3 separate regions of the Homo sapiens genome follow, and all the other regions are linked to region 1. The links are chromatin contacts, found by POLR2A ChIA-PET in ENCODE. All regions are on one chromosome and are shown on one strand. The core of a region is the stretch at or near the end of the contact, and the rest is flanking DNA. Distances in the headings are between cores, read along the strand shown.

Region 1 (4,313 bases), core at 1,317-3,816:
CCAGCACTCACCTTCTTTTGGTCTAATTTCCTCATCGGTAATTTATTTTATTTAACTTTAAAAAATTTTTTTTATTTTTTTGCAGATAGGGTCTTGCTTTGACGCCTAGGCAGTGTCGCAATCTCAGCTCACTGCAACCTCTGCCTCTGAGGTTCAAGCGATTCTCCTGCCTCCTGCCTCAGCCTCCGGAGTAGCTGGGACTACAGGCGCGCGCCACCACACCCCGCTAATTTTTGTATTTTCAGTAGAGGCGGGGTTTCACTATGTTGACAGGCTGGTCTGGAACTCCCGACCTCAAGTGATCTGCCCACCTCGGCCTCCCAAAGTGCTGGGATTACAGGCTGAGCCACCACACCCGGCCGGTTTTCTCATCAGTAATTTAGATTTTAAAGTTCCCTTTAAGATTACTTGAATACTTAAAGTCTAAGCTTTTCGATTCTTTATTTCTCAATGAGGTTAAGAAAGGAAGTATTTCATGGCCAGGCGCGGTGGCTCACGCCTGTAATTCTAGCACTTTGGGAGGCCGAGGCGGGCGGATTGCCTGAGATCAGGAGTTCGAGGCCAGCCTGGGCAACACGGTGAAGCCCAGTCTCTACTAAAATACAAAAAATTAGCCGGGTATGGTGGCGTTGGTCCCAGCTACTCAGGAGGCTGAGGCAGGAGAATCGCTTGAACCCGGGAGGTGGAAGTTGCAGTGAGCTGAGATTGTGCCATTGCACTCCAGCCTGGGCGACAGAGCAAGACTCCGTCTCCCTGCCATCCTCCCCCCCACCCCCCCACCCCCCAAAAAGCAAGGAAGTATTTTAGGAAACCGGACAGGAAATAGAACCATTAATAAGGAGAATGTCATCATTCACAGAGTGCCAAAAATTCATCTGGGATGAATATGCAGCTCCCAGTGCTCTTCACTAATTCTTATGTACATGACTTGATTAACAGTTAAAGAATATCCTGGTCTCCATTTCTGCCATTTTAAAAGTAAGTAACCATTAATTACAGAAGCGTTCCTAATAGGTGGTAAGGTGGTCATCTAGGGTATAGCTAAGGGCCAGACTCGAGTCAATTAGAATCCTGGGACCTGTCAAACGCAGTCCTGCGGAGCAGCCTTCAGACAGTGAATCTATAAAATGGATGGTTTCTTTCTTTCTTTTTTGAGACGGGGTCTCCCTGTCACCCAGGCTGGAGTGTAATGGTGCCATCTCGGCTCACTGCAACTTCCCCTTTCCGGGTTCAAGGGATTCTCCCACCTCAGCCTTCCAAGTAGCTGAGATTACAGGCACCCGCCATCATGCCCGGCTAATTTTTGTATTTTTGTAGAGACGGGGTTTCACCATGTTGGTCAGGCTGGTCTTGAACTCCTGAGCTCAGGTGATCCTCCCCCACTCGGCCTCCCAAAGTGTTGGGATTATAGGCGTGAGCCACCGCGCCCGCCCGGATGAATTTTCAAATAGAAACAATCCAGTTTCCCACATCACACGGAGATTGTGTGGATGGGTAATCCATGAAAAGCCTGGTGCTGGCACTCAGTCCCAATAAATGTTAGCTAAAAATTAGGAACTTTTCAAAGGGATGAATGTGCTTTCTAATAGAAGTAGCTGCCAGTGACATCTTGGGAGCCTCTTTTTAAAAGCAAAAAATTATTTCATCTTAAATTTTCACAAGTTCAGATTTTTATGTACCTGATTTTAACGGAGTATGAAACAGCTTGCTCTCGTAGTTACTCACCGTCATATGTTAATCGTATCATTTCTGAGCTGTTTTTTGATTTTACAAACCCTTAAATTAAGAAACGGATTAGGAACCGCCCATTAACACTGTTGGCAAATGATTTAAAATCAGGGTTGCTGGTTTTTCTGTGATAATCTATCGGCTTCAAGACGCACAGATCTCACTTTCATGGAAAGAAGTTGCCTGATACAGTTTTCCACCGGAGAGAAAAATAAAGGCTGGTACTTGGAACCTGCAAGCCGTGCATTTGGAACCTCGGACTCAAGTGCCTATTACGTAATTCCACAGCGTCCCGGCCTCCAGGCCGTTTCCCGAGCCCTCCAGCGGAGCGGGGGATAAGGTTACCACGCCCGCGGTGGCCGGGGACACTCTGAGTTTCGCGTGTGGCTTTTAGGGACGTTTATATTTGAATTTCCCTGAACCGCCGAGTGTGGGCGGTGGCGCAGATCCGTCCCGGAAACCTCCGGGCTCCTTCCCGCCTTTCTCAGGCCCGGCCCCTCCAAGGGGTCCCCGCGGGGCGGCGGGAGGGCCCTGGGCCCAGAGCCGCGCGGGTGGGCAGTCCCAGGCGTCCTTCCTTACAGCCCTGAGCCTGGTCCGGGAACCGCCCAGCCGGGAGGGCCGAGCTGACGGTTGCCCAAGGGCCAGATTTTAAATTTACAGGCCCGGCCCCCGAACCGCCGAAGCGCGCTGCCTGCTCCCCATTGGCCCATGGTAGTCACGTGGAGGCGCCGGGGCGTGCCGGCCATGTTGGGGAGTGCGGCGCCGCGGCCCGCGCCACCTCCGCCCCCCGCGGCTTGCCTCCAGCCCGCCCCTCCCGGCCCTCCTCCCCCCGCCCGCCGCTCCGTGCAGCCTGAGAGGAAACAAAGTGCTGCGAGCAGGAGACGGCGGCGGCGCGAACCCTGCTGGGCCTCCAGTCACCCTCGTCTTGCATTTTCCCGCGTGCGTGTGTGAGTGGGTGTGTGTGTTTTCTTACAAAGGGTATTTCGCGATCGATCGATTGATTCGTAGTTCCCCCCCGCGCGCCTTTGCCCTTTGTGCTGTAATCGAGCTCCCGCCATCCCAGGTGCTTCTCCGTTCCTCTAAACGCCAGCGTCTGGACGTGAGCGCAGGTCGCCGGTTTGTGCCTTCGGTCCCCGCTTCGCCCCCTGCCGTCCCCTCCTTATCACGGTCCCGCTCGCGGCCTCGCCGCCCCGCTGTCTCCGCCGCCCGCCATGGCGACTGCGACCCCCGTGCCGCCGCGGATGGGCAGCCGCGCTGGCGGCCCCACCACGCCGCTGAGCCCCACGCGCCTGTCGCGGCTCCAGGAGAAGGAGGAGCTGCGCGAGCTCAATGACCGGCTGGCGGTGTACATCGACAAGGTGCGCAGCCTGGAGACGGAGAACAGCGCGCTGCAGCTGCAGGTGACGGAGCGCGAGGAGGTGCGCGGCCGTGAGCTCACCGGCCTCAAGGCGCTCTACGAGACCGAGCTGGCCGACGCGCGACGCGCGCTCGACGACACGGCCCGCGAGCGCGCCAAGCTGCAGATCGAGCTGGGCAAGTGCAAGGCGGAACACGACCAGCTGCTCCTCAAGTGAGTGCTAGCTGGCGGCCGCGTTAGCGCCAAGGAGGGGCGGGGGCGCAACCGCGGCGACCAGCTCACCGGGTTCTGCCGTGGGGAGGGAGCAGAGGCCAGGATGCACGCGTCCTTCTGAAGGAACAGGGTCTCGGTCTCCGGAAAGGAGAAAGAATCTAGAGTTCATAGCGGAGCAGGGGTCGCGGAGGGGGCTCGAGCTGTAGCGCTGGGGGGCCGTGATGCCCATTTCTAGATTTTGGATACCCGCTGGGACGTGGTAAGTGCGCGCCTGGGACTGCCGAGAAGGAGCTCCCGCTTTCGCACTCGAATCCGGGGAGCCGGCGCGGAGAGGCGGCCCCTCAGGCCCCAGGTGCGGGGAGCTGGAGCGCGAGCGCGCGCTCGCGTGCGCGCCCCAGTTTCCGGCCGGCGCGAGACAAAGCGTCTAGCGGATTTGCAGTGCCGGGATGGGCGGCCGGGGAGGACTGGCAGCCCGCCTCTAGAATGAATGAGCTTCGCGCGGGCAGAGAGAGGAAGGGGAGGGACCTTCCCGCAGCATCCGCGTCTCCTGGGGGTGGGTCCCGCTTTGGCGCGCTCAGTCTTGGCCCTGTGACGTTTTGCGAAGATTCTACGCCTGCTTTAGGCGGGAGAGAGAGGCGGAGCTTGATCCGTGCGCCTCCAGCCAGCCCCGGGCAAGTTAGGTTTGCTAGCTGGTTAGCTTTCTCTGGGGAAATGTGTCCTGTCCCAGCGGGGATGGTGCGGTCCCTCGGGTGGTTCTGCGCAGGGAAGGAAAGCTGGGTTTGTGCATGTCACGGCTACCGTTCTTAGAATTGCGGTTCTCCTACCCCTCAGGCAGCGGCCCTCTGTCCCCAGCTTTTGCCTCCTCGTAGTATAGTCAGGCTTTCGGGTAGAGACTGTGCTTAGTACCCCTTAGTCGACCACTGTGCAGATAGTAGACCAGGGCAGGTGACAGGGTGCTGTGTAAATGCTGAGTGTTTGAGCGAAGGAGAGTTTGTAATTCACCTAAGCGAGTGCG
Region 2 (4,313 bases), core at 494-2,993, about 37 Mb after region 1:
AAGTCTTGCTCTGTTGCCCAGGCTGGAGTGCAGTGGCACCATCTCGGCTCACTGCAACCTCTACCTCCCAGGTTCAAGCGATTCTCCTGCCTCAGCCTCCCGAGTAGCTGGGATTACAGGCACGTGCCACCATGCCCAGCTAATTTTTGTATTTTCAGTAGAGACGGGGTTTCACCATGTTGGCCAGGTTGGTCTCAAACTCCTGACCTCAGGTAATCCACCCGCCTCTGCCTCCCAAAGTGCTGGGATTATAGGTGTGGGCCACCGCGCCCAGCCTGCCATAAAGATTTTATGATTTTTTAGCCATTTTTTTTAAAAATTGTGCATATACATTCCTAATTTTAGGAATTAGGAATAATAGGAACTAAAAGCCAAAAGGAGAAACTACATTTATAAACTCACACATTACAGCAAAAAGTATTTTTAAATAAAATCACTTGTTAAAGGTTATAAATTGCCAATTTATATTCACTAGGTAAGCTTTTATTTTCAAAAGGAACAAAGGCCTCTTCCCCATTTGAGCCCCAGTTTCTTAAACTGACCTGATTATGTGGCTAAGGTATTATTGTGAGGTATTGATGTTTTCTCCTGTTTTTCCTTCCCCTTCCTCCCCACCCCTTTTCCCCCTTTCCAGAGTTTTGTTCTGTGGCATTGCCTTGGGTAAGTACACGGCAGGGCAAATAGCAGAGTGACGGCAAATCTTTCAGATTTTCACTTTTTCAAAGTAAGAGAGACCGAACTGGGGCCATGAGAACAGAGACATCCAACTACTGTGTAATTCATAAGAGTTTAGAAATGACTCCTTGTGCACCCTTTTTCAGGCCCTTTTACAAATGGACTTTTCTCACTTGTGATGATCTGGGAGAGTGAGAGTGAGGAGAGTCTAAGAAGAGTTCAGGCTAATTATTTTCCCACTAATCTGGCATAGGAGAGGCTCACAGAGATTAAATTCATTATGGTAAATACAAAGAGTAATACTGCTTTACACTCGGGTCTGTAGACTGAGATTCACACTCACCACAATTATTCCTGTTAACAGTCTGCCACATACCTTTCATTTTAAGCAACTGAAAAATTGTACCAACTTTTCTCTTTAAATTTGCTTTAAAAGCAAATTCAGAAAATTGGTAGAGGGTCAAGAAATTACACAGTCCAACTCCATTATTTGATAAATTGTATAAAAAGCAAACTAAGGCAAGAATCAACTGACTTCCAAAGTTCACGAAGAGAGCACTCTGGAAGTTGATAAACCACCAAACCATATAAATTCCACCACCTCTTTATCTGTAATTAAAAATCAAAGGTTGACTTTTTTTTTTTTAACTACTCACTGTATTTTTAGAAAGATGGGGCAGAACCACTGTAGAACTCCTAAACCCCACAGAACAAACAGTACATTCTGGAATGATACGCCGGCCAATCCGGCTGGCAGCCGATTGACCTGACCCAGGCGAGGGTTGCTGCACCGAGTATTTAGTTTGGCCCCCTACTGAATGAAGACACTTTGTTAAATTCTCCAATGAGAGACGCTTAGAGGTAGGGGCGTGGAAGGGGGCCGGGGAATTTGAGGCCAGATAACGGGAAGTGTGAGCCGATTGGCCGGACTTCTCACTCCACGGCCCAGCCGTTTACGGATCGCGGAGGCCATCCATCAAAAGAATTACACCAATCAGCGGCGAAAATGCCCCCTTCTCGCGAGAAAGCCCCGCCCTCCAATATATTCCTCGTTAGGGCAGGCGCGGCCCCTTCGGCTCCGAGCTGACCCTGATCAGGGCCGAGTTGTCTCGGCGGCGCTGCCGAGGCCTCCACCCAGGACAGTCCCCCTCCCCGGGCCTCTCTCCTCTTGCCTACGAGTCCCCTCTCCTCGTAGGCCTCTCGGATCTGATATCGTGGGGTGAGGTGAGCAGGCCCGGGGAGGGTGGTTACCGCTGAGGAGCTGCAGTCTCTGTCAAGGTGAGTGGGACTGCGCGGGAGTTGACCGCCAGGTGCGGGTGGGGAGCTGGGTTGGGGGCGCGGGGCGAGGAGTAGGTCTGGCCCGCGCCCTTTTCCACACTAAACTCTACCGCTGTTGTGAGCACAAGCCCAGGCTAGTCCGAGGCTGGAGGGGCGGAGCCGGATCCGGCCTCCTGAGGTGCCTTTCGTGTCTGCCGACCCAGTCCCAGGGACTAGCCTGGGGAGGAAGAATGGAACCCCTGCAGTTAGAGGTTCCTCACATGACTAGCTCTGAAGACCTCCTGCCTTCCTGTCTTTAGTTGGTGTGGGAGGGACCTTCCATGTATCCAGGGCTTAGCTTGTGCCCGGGACATGGTTGTGTTATGCACACTTAAATCAATGGAATTCCCAGGTTCATCTTTCAGACTAGGTTAGCAACAACCCACCGCACCCCCCCGCCCCAATACGTGCTCCTAATGTCACCTTTTAAGTTTCCTTTCCTAACAACAATAAAAGTTAAGTAATATTGAGTATTGTGTGCCAAGCACTGTGCTATACTCTTTAAGTGGTGAATCATCTTGTTCAGTCTTCACATTCAGCGACAGATATTGTTACCCTCATTTTATAAATCTAGAAAGAAGCTCAAGCTCATTATTATTGTTCAGTGTTTTTTAAGCGTCTACTGTATGTGCTAAGCTCTTTACGTGATTTCATTTTAACTCACAAATCTGTGAGGTAGGTCATAAACCTTATCCCTACTTTATCAATGTGGAACTAAGTACAATTAAGTAACTTGAACAGTTCATTTTGTTAATATGTGGCAGAATACTTAACTACCATCTGCTTTTCACTTTCGGTATCCTGTCTTACGGTGTTTATTCGTGGTTATCTATTGACAGTGAATAACTTGAACAAGTATTTCTTGAAGATTTGCATTTTATTTTTCTAAAAAGCATGGTTCCGACCGGGCGCGGTGGCTCACGCCTGTAATCCCGGCACTTTGGAAGGCCGAGGCGGGCAGATCACAAGGCCAGGAGACCGAGACCATCCTGGCCAACATGGTGAAACCCCGTCTCTACTAAAAATATAAAAATTAGCTGGGCGCGGTGGCGCATGCCTGTAATCCCAGCTCCTCGGGAGGCTGAGGCAGGAGAATCGCTTGAACCAGGGAGTCGGAGGTTGCAGTGAGCCAAGATCGTGCCACTGTACTCCAGCCTGGCAACAGAGCGAGACTCCTTCTCAAAAAAAAAAAAAAAAAGCATGGTTCCTTCCCTCTAGGAACTCAATTTAGGATGTGACCAACTTGTAGAAGGGAAATAAATAACAGATGGCACTTTGCAATGACTTAGATGCACTAGCCGCATTGGGGGATGGGAGGCTTATAAATCATTTCTTGGCCCAGTGCAAAGATGGCCAAGGAAAGCAGGAAGGACTACTCTTACACTCCTTGCTGGTCTTTTTTTCTATATATAGATGATAGAGGTACTGACAACAACTGACTCTCAGAAACTGCTACACCAGCTGAATGCCCTGTTGGAACAGGAGTCTAGATGTCAGCCAAAGGTCTGTGGTTTGAGACTAATTGAGTCTGCACACGATAATGGCCTCAGAATGACTGCAAGACTAAGGGACTTTGAAGTAAAAGATCTTCTTAGTCTAACTCAGTTCTTTGGCTTTGACACAGAGACATTTTCTCTAGCTGTGAATTTACTGGACAGATTCCTGTCTAAAATGAAGGTATGTTTGAAGCTACATTTTTGTAATTTTGCTCAGTGTGTTTTGGAGATGGAATTGTTACCTTTTGGCTGGTATTCATAAACTTGACCTTTTTTTTTTCAGCACGTAGCCAAAACATTAATTTTGTCTACTACAGCATTAATATTTCTTATCATAATCAAGAGTAGTACATCAGGTATTAGACTTAAATTCTGAAATGAAAAATAGTCTAATATCAAGTAACAAATTGCAGTTTCCTAGTAAGAAAATTGGCTGTTTTTAAAAAACCCTTCTTGATAGGTTGGATTTGTCCATTTATTTACTATTTTTAGATATAAACAAATTTATTAGTGGCAGAAATTTATTAGAGGCTACATTGTGGCTAAGAATTAAGATATATTTGTTAATCACTACCCATATATAAAATTGTAAATGTTTTAGCCTTAGACCTAGTCAAGACTTGCTTATGCTTGGCATTTCCAGCTTCAGTGTACATGCAGTAGGGAGGAGAGTGTGTCTGAAGGAGGAGCAACTATTTTCCTATACTAGATAAACAAGACTGTCACTTTCAGAGCTTAACTGTTACAAATGCATCTGCCTTTCCTGTACACCCATGGTCACTGGAGGAAAATAAGATGATGTGACAATTGGAAGGAAACTCATAT
Region 3 (4,313 bases), core at 928-3,427, about 25 Mb after region 1:
GTGACATTATTGTTTTGGGGGATATGCACAATTTTATTAGATTTTTAAATTGCTGCTGGGCGCGGTGGCTCACGCCTGTTAATCTCAGCACTTTGCGAGGTCGAGGCAGGTGGATCACCTGAGGTCAGGAGTTCGAGACCAGCCTGGCCAACATGGTGAAACCCCGTCTCTACTAAAAATACAAAAAAATTAGCAGATCCTGGTGGCGCGCGCCTGTAATCCCAGCTACTAGGGAGGCTGAGGCAGGAGAATCGCTTGAACTCAGGAAGGCGGAGGTTGCAGTGAGCCGAGATCACGGCATTCCACTCCAGCCAGGGCGACAGAACGACGCTCCGTCTCAAAAAAAAAAAAAAAATTGCTTGGCAAAAAGATCTGTATCACTTAAAACTCCCTCCAAAAGTGAAGGGTAGCCATGTCCCTCATCGCGAGTCACCTGGGTTAAATTACTAATCTGTAAATGTTAAATTTCGCCAATCTTCTTAGTGTTTCAATTCGGAGAGTCATGTTGTGAAATGCCAATCTCTTAGTCCACCTTTTAAAAAACTTTGCAGGGGTTCTCCAAGGCCCTCAGAATAAAGTCCAGATTCCTTTGCAGAGCTAACAGGATACAGGAGACTCCCTGCTCCAGGAAACTTCTAGGGGCTTCTCTCCTGGGGCCTGTTCCCTGGTTTTGGGAGCGCTCGGGCGACCGCGAGCCAGAGCAGCGTCTCGCTCATCTCGGACCCAGGCCTGGGGCTCCACTGACGCCGACGGAGCCGGGCTGCTGCGGGAGTGGAGCCCTGGGGGACCAGAAGGGGCTTTCACTTCGCTCCTGGGCCTCCCGAGTTCCAGGCTCGGGCTAGCCCCGCGCAGGGAGGCGAGCGGGCCCGGCTCCCCAGAGGCCGAGGCCGGCGCCCGTGCTCCTTCAGCTCGGCCTCTCTCCCCCGACATAGGCGCTCCACATGCTTCATTTCCAAAATTCTCAGCAAAACTCCGCGGGAGACCCTGGTCACATGCCTGGAACGAGAACAAACCGGGGCGTGTCTGTGCCGGACGGCTGGGAACCAAAGCTATTTCCATAGAAATAGGGCCGGCCAGCCTTGAGTTGTAGCCCCGCCAGTGCCTGAAACGCCAGGAGGAGGGGACGAGTTGCCTTTTAAAGGCGTAGCGACGAGAATAAGCCCCCACCCGCGGCAATTCGAGGCTGAACAATAGTGGTGCAGCTCGGGACGTGGTGCGAGGGCCCACACTCCACTGGAGCACGCGCGGACCACCGTGCCTCAGCTGCCACAAAGGGAGCCTCGCCACACGCCCGCGGCCGCCTCGCAGCGCCCGCCAAGAAGCGCCTGGCGGAAGGGCGCACTCTCAGGCCTTCCACCGGCGACCTTCCGGCGGGAGCCTGCGGGCGGCGCAGGAACGACCCTCCTTCCTCTGCCCCGCAGCAGTGCTGAGTAATGGTGAGAGCAGCAAGGCCCTTGGCCGCCGCACGTAAGAAAAAAGTTGTAATAAAAAGAAAACAACCCGGGAAACTTTACTAGTTGGTTCGCCAGGTACAAACCTATGCGGAAAAGGCGGGGTACAGGCCTCGGAGGCCGGACCCAACCAGTCAGGGAAAGAAAGAGGGCAGAAGCCGCAGGCTGCACAGCCTCACAACCGCCCAGAGGGCACGGCGGCCCTGGGGCTCGGTCTCTTCCGAGCAGAGCAACCTCCGTGTCTATCAGCTCCTTCCGGCGTTGCGATTGGCCACAGGCTGTCTTGGCCTCTCGGACGCCCGCCTCCTAGTTGCTAGGGGTTTACTTCCCCAAAGTACACGGGCCCCACCTTGTGGCGCAACCGCTCCTGCATGGAAAACGGATCTCCGCCCAGGGGAAGACGTGTTAACGAATAAGAGCAGCCCCACACATTTATTGGCTACTTTGAGTATCAGTCAAAGAACTGCTCACTCGCCTTTCTATTGTACTTTTCGGTTATTGGTCTCTCTTAGTGCCGATCTGTTACTAGGGAAACGAGATCCTCACAGTCTCATAGGCAGGAGTCAAAGCCAATCAAGAGCCACGCCTTCATCCCCGAGTCAGTGCCCAATTACTGTTCGAAGAGCCCTGAGGACGCGGTCGGGATTGGTCATCCCGTCGCCCGACCTGGCCGCAACAAGTTAGGGTGAGTGGCAGTTATATAGACCGGCGGCGGAGCACGCGTGTGTGCGGACGCAGTTGCGTGAGGGGTTTGTACTATCCTCGGTGCTGTGGTGCAGAGCTAGTTCCTCTCCAGCTCAGCCGCGTAGGTACGCCGGGGTGTGGGCGGGGCAGGGAGGCCAGAGGACTAAGCCGAGCCGCAGCACTTGTGAGAGGGAGAAGTCTGAGTGGCGCTCGCGGCGGCCGCGCCAGTCGCGTCCCCCACCCCAACCCCCACCCCAACGGCCGCAGGCGCGCGCGGCGGACGGACGGGCGCGCGGCGGCTCCTCGCTCCCGCTCCCGTCCCGGCTGGGGCGCGTGGCCGTGTCCGCCGCGTGCGCGTGCTGCGTCCAACGGCCTCGCGGGGCAGGAGTAAGCCGCGGCCGCCGCCTGGGCCCCAGGGCGGTCTCTGGGGCCAGGGGTCCCGCGCCCAGCGTTTCCCGCCCGCCACCCTCTCCGCCACGCGCCCGCGGCACCTTTTCCTCCCCTGGCCAAGGGATCCAGTCGGTTCGGACCAGAAGGAGGCTTTCGTTTAGGGTGGGGGCAGCACTAAAGTCTGATTGGAGTCTTGCGGTCCGCGCGTCGCAGAAGCGCCTTCGGTTTTGCAGAGAGCAAAGAGGGAGCAGCGAGTGCACGGAGTGGTAGTAACAACCAATGTTCTTTCCACGCCCTCACTGTGTGTCCGGCACTGTGCGGAGCCACTTTTCTGCCTTTCATTTGATTCTTGCAGTGAGCTGGCGAGGTGGGTACGGCTATCCTCCTTCCTTAGCGGCCCAAGGCACGGGTTTGGAGAGCGGGGTCACAGGCACGCACGGGAAGGGCGGGGATTTGTTGACGCCGGGCCCTCTGACTCCGAGCTCCCCGCTTCCCAAGCCTGTTTTTAGTCTTTGCCCCCAGAGCACTTGTCCCTCGGGGCAGCATCAGCCTCAAAAGGCCACCTGCCGAGAAGGCTGCAGCGGCATTTGTACTTGGGCTAGTTCTGGGCTTCCAGGGAGACAAGGGTTGGAAGTGGGAATGTGACAAAGGAAAAGGGTTTGGGCTTCCTTTCTACGTGTACTTGTACAGGCCCTGGGTAGATGTGCCGCCACCGTAGCTTCTGGAAAAAAGTAGGGAAAACGATGAGTAAGTGCAAATGAACATGGACTGTGTTCCTCATCGGGTTTGAATCTCAGATTGCTGATGGGAAATTCCCGCCAGCGGGAAGTTAGGCTCCGGTTTTAGACGTTGAATTTTTTTTTCTCTACTTTTTTTTTAATTGGAGGAGACTTTTGCAGAAAGACCTTGAGAAGATTCACTTTATAGTTGAAGGGAATGAGGTGCAAAGCGACGAATTTAAGATCTCACTAGCATCTGTGGGTTAAAATACGGAATTGGAATAGAAAGGTTGGCGCCCAGTTACAGTATACTATTTGGACCTCTGTGGAGCGTGTCATGCTGGATGAATTACTGGTGTTGGAGATGTGTTGGAAAAAACAACTGTGACAGTCGAGATCTGTGGATGAAAGTTTGTGTACACTCCGTTTATTTAGCATTTACTCTGCTGGGTTCTTGTGTATATGCAGAAACAAGATGCTTTTCTTCAGGGACTGGAGCTTATATTTTTCTAGTAGTTACCATCTTTTAGATTATTTAAAAGCCAACATACTCCTTGGCTTAGTGAAATAAATCTTCTATGTTATAGAAACACTTCTATAAACATAAAGATTTCTATAATCGTGTTCTGGAAACCCTTTCTATAAACATGTTTCTATAACAGTATTATAATAATGTTCCAAGTAACATTTACTTGGAACTTTGCTGGTGTGGCGATTCCGGTTACTTGCCCTTACAGACTGGTTAACTATGGAATTAGCATTTTAACTTAGACTTAAAGTTGAGCAATTTAAGTTGTCAAATGGAAAAACACTAGAATGACCTACATTTAAACTGTTTAAGCTTGAGTCCAGCTAATTTTATTACTGCTTGAGGCAAAATAGAATGAAATTACCTTACACATTATTGAGGGAAAATTTCGTTAGTTTCTACTTAAAATATTAAAAAAATACAGTTCTTGGCCTCAGGCAAATGGTTATCACTTGGGCAGGAACATGAAAATTACGTGATTATTTCACAAACTGGTGCTCTAACTGATTACTTGTGCATTTATCAGGAACAAGTGAATTG

What was found. ChIA-PET counts read pairs that join two places held with the same protein, here RNA polymerase II (POLR2A).
Region 2: POLR2A ChIA-PET joins it to region 1 with 11 read pairs in Caco-2. The contact joins the promoter of CCNG1 here to the promoter of LMNB1 in region 1. POLR2A ChIA-PET finds 5 or more read pairs at or near these places in 3 of 52 experiments (Caco-2, activated CD4-positive, alpha-beta T cell and activated CD8-positive, alpha-beta memory T cell).
Region 3: POLR2A ChIA-PET joins it to region 1 with 10 read pairs in activated CD4-positive, alpha-beta T cell. The contact joins the promoter of G3BP1 here to the promoter of LMNB1 in region 1. POLR2A ChIA-PET finds 5 or more read pairs at or near these places in 2 of 52 experiments (CD8-positive, alpha-beta memory T cell and activated CD4-positive, alpha-beta T cell).

The regions. Positions count from the first base shown.
Region 1 is chr5:126,774,570-126,778,882 of GRCh38, forward strand. It overlaps LMNB1 (lamin B1), which reads left to right and starts at 2,567. Exons shown (of 11, transcript NM_005573.4): 1 at 2,567-3,298. The coding sequence starts at 2,940. LMNB1-DT (LMNB1 divergent transcript) reads right to left here and starts at 1,917. Exons shown (of 4, transcript NR_134485.1): 1 at 1,726-1,917. RefSeq lists silencers at 1,344-1,393, 2,044-2,693, 2,894-2,973, 3,284-3,333, 3,544-3,653 and enhancers at 2,328-3,128, 4,144-4,233.
Region 2 is chr5:163,435,852-163,440,164 of GRCh38, forward strand. It overlaps CCNG1 (cyclin G1), which reads left to right and starts at 1,744. Exons shown (of 7, transcript NM_004060.4): 1 at 1,744-1,953; 2 at 3,406-3,669. The coding sequence starts at 3,406. It also overlaps a transcript of LOC105377700 not described here. RefSeq lists enhancers at 1,349-1,398, 1,840-2,417, 2,109-2,308 and a silencer at 1,589-1,668.
Region 3 is chr5:151,769,777-151,774,089 of GRCh38, forward strand. It overlaps G3BP1 (G3BP stress granule assembly factor 1), which reads left to right and starts at 2,178. Exons shown (of 12, transcript NM_005754.3): 1 at 2,178-2,260. It overlaps LOC100652758 (a long non-coding RNA gene), which reads right to left and starts at 2,400. Exons shown (of 2, transcript NR_132345.1): 1 at 1,927-2,400; 2 at 17-996. RefSeq lists enhancers at 265-986, 1,365-1,594, 1,852-2,146 and silencers at 2,355-2,684, 2,735-2,804.